2 separate regions of the Homo sapiens genome follow, and region 2 is linked to region 1. A link is an interaction called in ENCODE POLR2A ChIA-PET data of the cell type or tissue named here. Cell type or tissue: endothelial cell of umbilical vein. All regions are shown on one strand.

The links. Peaks named below come from ENCODE experiments on the same cell type or tissue, not always from the same donor. Only the 100,000 strongest peaks of a DNase experiment are listed, where the experiment ranks them.
Region 2: POLR2A ChIA-PET joins it to region 1 with 5 read pairs; 1 of 35 experiments calls an interaction of 5 or more read pairs at or near these places.

The regions. Positions count from the first base shown.
Region 1 is chr2:111,973,073-111,977,072 of GRCh38, reverse strand. It overlaps MERTK (MER proto-oncogene, tyrosine kinase), which reads right to left. Exons shown (of 19, transcript NM_006343.3): 7 at 1,601-1,784. Among named protein-coding and RNA genes, the nearest start is that of MERTK, 76 kb to the right of the region's middle. RefSeq lists an enhancer at 1,587-1,881. In endothelial cell of umbilical vein, no CTCF peak of the experiment used is centred here; DNase peaks (open chromatin) are centred at 1,062 and 1,782; H3K27ac peaks cover 3,815 bases.
Region 2 is chr2:111,161,516-111,165,515 of GRCh38, reverse strand. It overlaps BCL2L11 (BCL2 like 11), which reads right to left. Exons shown (of 4, transcript NM_138621.5): 4 at 1-1,383. The coding sequence ends at 1,285. Among named protein-coding and RNA genes, the nearest start is that of BCL2L11, 43 kb to the right of the region's middle. In endothelial cell of umbilical vein, no CTCF peak of the experiment used is centred here; DNase peaks (open chromatin) are centred at 2,425 and 3,325; H3K27ac peaks cover 1,108 bases; H3K27me3 peaks cover 406 bases.

The DNA.
Region 1 (4,000 bases):
CTGGTTATATAAATCTCTTTGTAAAAGATTACTGACTGAACAAAAATAACAACAGTGTAGCAATGGTATTTTAAGATACATTAAAGTAAAATATTTGACAACAGTAGCCAAAAATATCTGAAGGAGAAAATGGAATATATGTGAAATGGTATAAATCACTTGAAGGTACACTGTGATAAGTTAAATATGTACACTGTGAATCCTAAAGCAACCACTAAAAGAACAGAAAAAGAGCTATGGCTAATAAGCCAAACAAAGAATAAAAAATAAGAATCATAAAAATATTAAACATAGAATCATAAAAATATTAATATTAAAAATATAAAAATAATATTTTTAAATGAAGAAAAAGAAGAAAAGGAGAACAAATTACAGATAGAACAAATAGAAAATACGATGCAATTAAACCTATCCATTTGAATGATTCGATTACATTTTAATGGACTTGTGGGTTATTTTATGTGTATATATGTGTGTATATGTACATATATATAATAACCTACACACACACACACACACACACACACACACACACACACACACACACACAGGTTTTTGTCATGATTTCTGGCTTACAACTCCCATAGCCCTGGTTACAATCTTTTGCTATGATGTTGGGTGCTTTACGCCTCAGGGGCAGGCCTCAGAAAACAATCTCTCTGACCTCTTCCCGCCCTCCTTTCACCTGCCTCAATGCAGGACTCTAATCTTCCCCATCTTTCTGACTGTGGGTCATAAGACCCTTATTACAAAGGGGGTCCTGACCCATAACCTGGAGGAAGGAATGCTGACATCATGAAGCTTCCACAAAAAAACAAGAGAACAGGGTTCAGAGAGCTTCCAGATAGCTGAACATGTGCAGGTTCCTGGAGGGTGGTGCGCCCAGGGAGGGCATGGAAGCTCCACACCCTTTCCTTCTATATCTCATCCTCCGCATCTCTTCATTTGTATCCTTTGTAATATCCTTTATGATAAACTGGTAAATATAAGTATTTCCCTGAGGTCTGTGAACCGTTCTAGCAAATTAATTGGACACAAAGCTGAGGTCATGGGAAACACTTAGTCAGAAGTTCCAGAGGCCCAGACTTGTGATTGGCATCTAAAGGCTGGGGACGGGGTTGGGAGGGAGGGGAGGCCTGGGGATTGAGTCCTCAACCTATGGGATCTGAAGCTATCTCCATGTAGTGTCAGACTTGAATGGAGGACACTCAGCTGGTCTCCGCTGCAGAGCCGACTGCTTGCTGGTGGAGAGAAATCCCCACATATATTGGAGTGGCCGAAGGCTTCTGTATTGACCACTGTGTTGGTAACATGTATTGATTGTTGTGTTGTGAGAGAGCATGTTTTAAAGTGTGCTGCTATTATCTCCTATGTAAAAGAAAAGATTACCTATACATAACACGGCTAAGTTTTGTCACTGAATGCTTTTACAGTATGGAGGAAATATCTTTCCCATTTTCATCAGTCGCCTCAATAATTTTCTCCTCCAGAGACAAAGTCCAAACAAAGCAAAGTTTCAACTCTCAGTCAGGCCACTGGGAAGGGTTTGTTGAATCACATGTCATTGGGGGCAATATACATTCTGAACCCCAGGAATTACCTCCTTCAGTCGTGCTGGCTAGAATCCAAGGGCTCACTGCAGACCAGCCTATTTCATTCATGCAGGAAACACCAATGCTGTAATTAGCCAGGGCTTGCAGCTGCTTGATTTGGTACAGATGTGGTAAGGCAGAGGTGTTAAAAATCATGACTGAGCCATTACTCAGCGGATCAGCTTCCTTGACCTAAACGAAGAGTAAACATGAGGACCGGGCATTAGTAAGGTGGTGGGAATGTCAGGCACGGGGCCTGTGTGCATTCGGTGCACGTGGCCCTTCCTCTACGCTAAGGGGAAGGACCTGCTTCCTTTCTGGGCACACACACATTTTACCGCTAGCATCACTGTGTGTTACTCATGCCCTCGGACAATAACTGAACACCTGAGGAAAACGCCTAAAATAACAATTAACAATTCTCACTGTGGCAGGTAACGGAGCAAATAATTATGATGATTAGAATTCATATTATACTATAAAATAAAGCCTCTCCTCTCTTAGAACCTCTTCGATTCTTGACCTCTTTCAGCTGCTTCATGGAGTATGCAACAGAGGAAACAGATATAATATGTGCTGGCAAACCCTGAAATATTTACTATTTTGCCTTTTAAAGGAAATATTTCCCAAATTCTGCTTTTAGAGGATGGGTTTCTTGCTTTCTTTTTCTTTTCTTTTCTTTTCTTTCTTTTTTTTTTTTTTTTTTTTTTTGAGATGGACCTTCGCTCTCTTTGCCCAGGCTGGAGTGCAGTGGTGTTATCTCAACTCACTGCAACCTCCGCCTCCCGGATTCAAGCAATTCTCCTGCCTCAGTCTCCTGAGTAGCTGGGATTACAGGCATGTGCCACCACGCACAGCTAATTTTGTATTTTTAGTAGAGATGGGGTTTCACTATGTCGGCCATGCTGGCCTCGAACTCCTGACCTCAGGTGATCCACCTGCCTTGGACTTCCAAAGCGCTGGGATTACAGGCGTGAGCCACCACACCCAGCGTTTCTTAATCTTTCTTTTTATTATGTAACCTAAGGAACACTGCTCTTGCCTTGAGGCTAACTTTATTTTATTTTATTGTTATTATTATTACTACTTTTTTTGAGATGGAGTCTGACTCTGTTGCCCAGGCTGGAGTGCAATGGTTTGACCTCCGTCTCCCAGGTTCAAGTGATTCTCCCACCTCAGCCTTCAGAGTAGCTGGGATCACAGGTGCCTGCCACCACGCCTGGCTAACTTTTTTTTTTTTTTTTTTTTTTTTTTAGTAGAGGTGGGGTTTCACCATGTTGGCCAGGCTGGTCTTGAACTCCTGATCTTAAGGGTTCTGCCTGCCTTGGCCTCCCAAAGTGCTAGGATTACAGGCGTGAGCCAATGCACTCATCCTGAGGCTAATTTTAGTGTGTCCTTTATTCTTAACCCCTTCGACCCCAACAGAAATTGAATTCCAGAGGCACACACAGGAAATGTAGATTCTTGGCTTTTTTTTTTTTTTTTTTTTGATGAGGAGATATAGCAAAGGGTCATTTGCCCCTCCTTCAGAAAACTTTTCTCCAAATCTCCTTTAAACATACTGCCTTATCTTTCCCTCCATAACTCCACCAGTCTCTCCACATCCCCCTCCAAATCTCTGTATACATAGGCAAGAGAGGGCGATTCCCAGCACAAGTCTAGTCCTGGGCGAAACTTCCATCTCTTTCCTCGCATACCTCCTGTCTGGGTATGGGGATAAGGGAGAGTATGGGATTTTGTTCTCCATTACATGCTTTTTCAAAATTTCTGTAATATGTGGCACTTATAAAATCAGAACAGACAAAATGATATCGGGTAAAACATGCAACTGAGAGCAATTTGGGAAAAATCCTCAGGCCACAAAATGTATTACTGTTAATAATGGGCTTGCAGTTCTGGGCTCTGGATATACAGTACTGTAATTTCAGGCTATGTGTGCTTGAATCTTAGGTCAATGAACCAGAAATAAACATTCTGGAATTCCAAATCCCCTGGCAGATACCAGGAGTACGGTGTGGGGGTTGAGTTTCACCTCTGACTCAGACCCCGTGGGTGACAAGAAGGTATCATTTGGCCTGAGGAGCCACCAGAGGAGAAACGAGAACCCAGACGCTTGTCTTGGTGGTGGCTGTTGGCAGACATCACTTTTTGTTTGTTTCACTTTAGAGTGTGCACCTACTTCCTGGTGACCAACCACCAAAGCGAAGGTGGAGGAAACCTTTGGCTCTCCTCCCCGCCCCACTTCCAGAGACATGTGGGGAGCACTTCCAGGCTCAGGGACACTGTCTGAGAGCACGTTCCTAGAGGAAAACAGAGTTTCTATAACAGTCCTTCTCAGTCAGTGGGTCCTCAGGGAAAACAGGCATGAAGTGGCAAGAAGTACATGGGAGAGCTAAAATTAGAAATGG
Region 2 (4,000 bases), 810 kb after region 1:
AAAAAACAGACTTCTGCCCAGAATTATTCTTCTATGGTGCTGGTGGAAGTGGGATGAGGCCTGTTTCAAAGTGAATTTAAAGGAGTGAAGCTAGTGGACTGTGAGTTGGACTAAAATGCAGGAGGCCAAGCAAATGGCCATCAGAAGCCCTGCCCCAGGCCTGTGCCAATTCCCATGAGGGCGTGAGCTGGATGCTGCAGCTGGACTCTGCTGTAATGGACACGGTGGCCCTCTGGGACCTGATGCTGACAGTGCATCCTGTGACCATGGGAAAGCCTGCAACCAGAAAAGCCAGCAGCACAAAGGGGCGTAGCACTTAAGTCTGTTGTTATTACTGCTATTGCCTCTTCAGAATACTTCCCAATAACATGCTCGTCGAAATGGAATGAAAACCAACACCAAATGCTTCCCAGTTAATAACAGATCGCTCGAACTGTGCAAGATACAGGCAGATATTAACTCTTGTTCTGACTCAATTTCACTTTATCATGAAAATACACTGGACCAAATCTATGCATCTGAGTCCAGACTGGAGTTGCATCACAAAAAGTGATGAGGAAAGACGCAAAAATAGTCTGAAATTTTGCCACAGATGCAACTGAATTTATAAAGGTACGTAAATATTTACAAATGGGACTGGTATATCAATGCAGGCTGGCAACAGACCCTCTGCCCTTTTAATCAGTTCCATTTCAAAAGAACTCTTTTGGTATTAAAAATAATTTAAAAAGGTCAGAGAGGCAATAGTAGGGAAGGGAGGGAGTATATCACACGTCTCCCTGTTTAAAAATTCTGTAATCTCTAAAAATAAACTAAGGCAGCTTTTTAAGTTAGCTGGCTCAGTTTCCACTGCAGGGGTTACATAATCCTCTGAGAATAGGCCGTAGGTTCTTAAAATTTTAATACAAAAGTTATTCACAAATTGGTTAAAAAGTTTCCATTTCCTTTTTGAAAAACCTTATTGAAGGTGAGGGGGAAAACACACTGCATGTAAACACCATTCTTACACAAAATCCTGCTCCAAAAAACCATGGTTTGTATATTAAAAAGCAAAGAATGCTCCCTCCTTTACATTCACAACAAACTTCCATTAGAAATTCTGCTGTGTGGTGATGAACAGAAAGGTAGTCCCATCCAGCTCGGTGTCTTCTGAAACGTCACCTGCCCCCTCCACAAGAGAACCGCTGGCTGCATAATAATGGCACCAGGAGACCGCGGTGCTGGGTCTTGTTGGTTTGAACAAGCAAAATGTCTGCATGGTATCTCGGCTCCGCAAAGAACCTGTCAATGCATTCTCCACACCAGGCGGACAATGTAACGTAACAGTCGTAAGATAACCATTCGTGGGTGGTCTTCGGCTGCTTGGTAATTATTCAAAAATACCTGAAACAACAAAAGGAAAGCTTCTTAGTTTCTCCCTAATTTGGGGGTGGGGAGGGGTGGGAGCCCATATTTAAGTGAACAACCAATCCCATCTTAATCACCATGAAAGGCACCTCTTCAAGAGCACTGTGTCACAAAGCACGATGCCTCCCAGAGATTGTGAAGAAAACTTGTTTTCATTTCCCTGCAAAGGGGAAGACATCCCTACAAAAAGGGCAGGCATACCAATGATTTACTCCTTAAAATAGGAAAAAAAAAAAAAAAAAAAAAAGCACTCAAAAAAATGTTTGAAAAACTCAAAGAGGATGTAAAGCAACTATCTTACCACCCAAGTTAACTGACATTCAAATATGCTGCAGATTCCCCCAGGGGTGAATTTCTGGTAGCTGTAATTTATTTGAAAAACCAGTGATTTGGAGTAATCTGCCCTAAGAAGCTAAATAAAGTCTCGCAGTGATGCGCCATTGTGCCTCTGGCTGCTTGGCTATGATAAACACCGTGACCCAGAGGGGTGCCCATGGTCACAGACACAGGCAATGTCAACCCCCATCCTCCCACCTTCTCGGTATGGGAAGGAAAGAGCAATCCAGAACATAAAAAAGTCTCTGTGTCAGTGACCAGCATATGTTTGTTACAAACTGAGAAACTGTTCAAAAGGAAATCACCAGCTTATCCAATGCTTTCAGGGTCCTCAGGTCTTCCACAGCGCCCACTTTCAGGTTCTAATCCATTTTGTGAGTATGTGCAAGGTATAAATTCACAGTCACCAAAGGCAGCGGCAACACAACACCTCAACCTCGACGCCATGAGCTACAACCTGGTTCACTGTTCAAGTCTGAAATCTGCCCTGGACATTTCTTAATGACTAATCCACACGAGACCGGGCTACATGACTGTCTCTCCACAAACCCCCTTCTCATTGGGTGGGGGATACCTCCAACACACCGTCGCGGGAACCACCTGCCATGCATCAGGCTGAGACAACTGTCCCCTCAGACCCCGAATGGCCCCCACAGACACCAGCCGCAGCTGCAGCTCCACTGTTTACACAAGCTCTGCCGCGCTTGTTTGACAGAATGGGATTGTGATAAGGCCAGGGCATTTCCCCTTTTCCTTCCATAACAAGATTGGAGGAAATCAGCTTTATGTAAGCGATTCCTGTAGAGGCACTCTGTAACCACAGTCTGTGATTTTTATCTGTTTTACACACAAGATTGCTTTGTTTTGATTTAACTTTCAAAATTACTTTGCTGCCTCTGTGTGAGAATAATTTAGGGGAAGGTTAATTTTAGTGTAGACTAATATTAATAGGTTGAAAGAGACTTATTCAAAATAAAACCACAACTTACTAAAATGAAGAAAGTGTACGCTATGATGGGCTAAGTAATCAATCCAGGCAGAGTTGTTTTGTGCCAACCTGGTGTCATTGCCATGCTTGGTGTGGCCAGAAAATGGGGCTGACTGGGTGTCCACAATCATCAGGACACCAATGAGGGGGCTGGGTCAACGTGAAGGACAGACCCCAACTGCTGACACTTGGTAAGTTTCATATTCCAGCACTGGCAGCGTCCAAGGGAAGAAATCTCCTGCCCACTCTTTGAGGACAGCAGGAGGCTGTGACCAAGCTTAAGTAGAAGTCACCTCACAAGAGAATCTTTCCAAGGTTTTTAGAGTTCCACTTTCATCTCAAATGTAAAGGATATGGGGTATTCAAAGACATGTTGGAGAGGGTGGGGAAAATGCAGGAAATTTTGGCAAAAGTTACACCCAATCCCTGACTCATGAGAAGATGCTACAGCATCCCAGTCTGCAAGTGTGCGGGGATGCCTGCCCTCTCAGACGGCGGGCATGACAACATGGCACACGCTTTTAAGCTGACAAGCAATTGCTTTTGGACGACATTCAACAGAGGAAGCCATTACCACGGATTCAAAGAGCCGTGCCAGCCCAGAAAGCATTTGACAGCTGGCACGGCCGGCTGGAGCTGCTGTTGGCTCGAAGTGTATGCCCGTATTGCAAAAGACAGCTGGAGGATGGGCAGCCCCTACCTCTGTAGACTGGCTGCCCTCTAATACCTGCAGCCATAAAAATTACTGTGGCTTATAGTCGGGGCCTGGTGACACTAAACTGGGGCAAGTGGCCAAAAGCTGCAGTGGGGCAAAGACGCAGAACTAGGACTGATGGCTCAACGCTGCTCAAAGCGCCAACAGCTTCAGCCAGCTCCAGTGAAATCTCCCTGCGATCTAGATACTGAGGAACGGCTGCTACAATTCAGCTCCTAAACCAGGGCCTTTGGTTTTGGGGTGGTATAAAGGGTCAGGAGGGAGTCTGAAGCAATTAGAGAAAGCCCCCTAAGATGGAATTTACTGGTGAAAGGTCAAAGTAAGGGCACACCCAGTGGCTTCTGGCCAGGGTAGCACATCCAAGATGGAATTGGAAAGTCAGGACTAAAGATGACAATCCCTGTATTGCAGGGGAGTTGCCAGTTAAAGGCAAGTATGACACTAAGACTGAGCCAGGAGCTGTCATTTGCAGTGTGAGTGGTTCCTCGCATCTAACATGGGCTAAGACAATAAACACACCCATAAGCGGATCATCAGCAGCCATGCCTTGACCG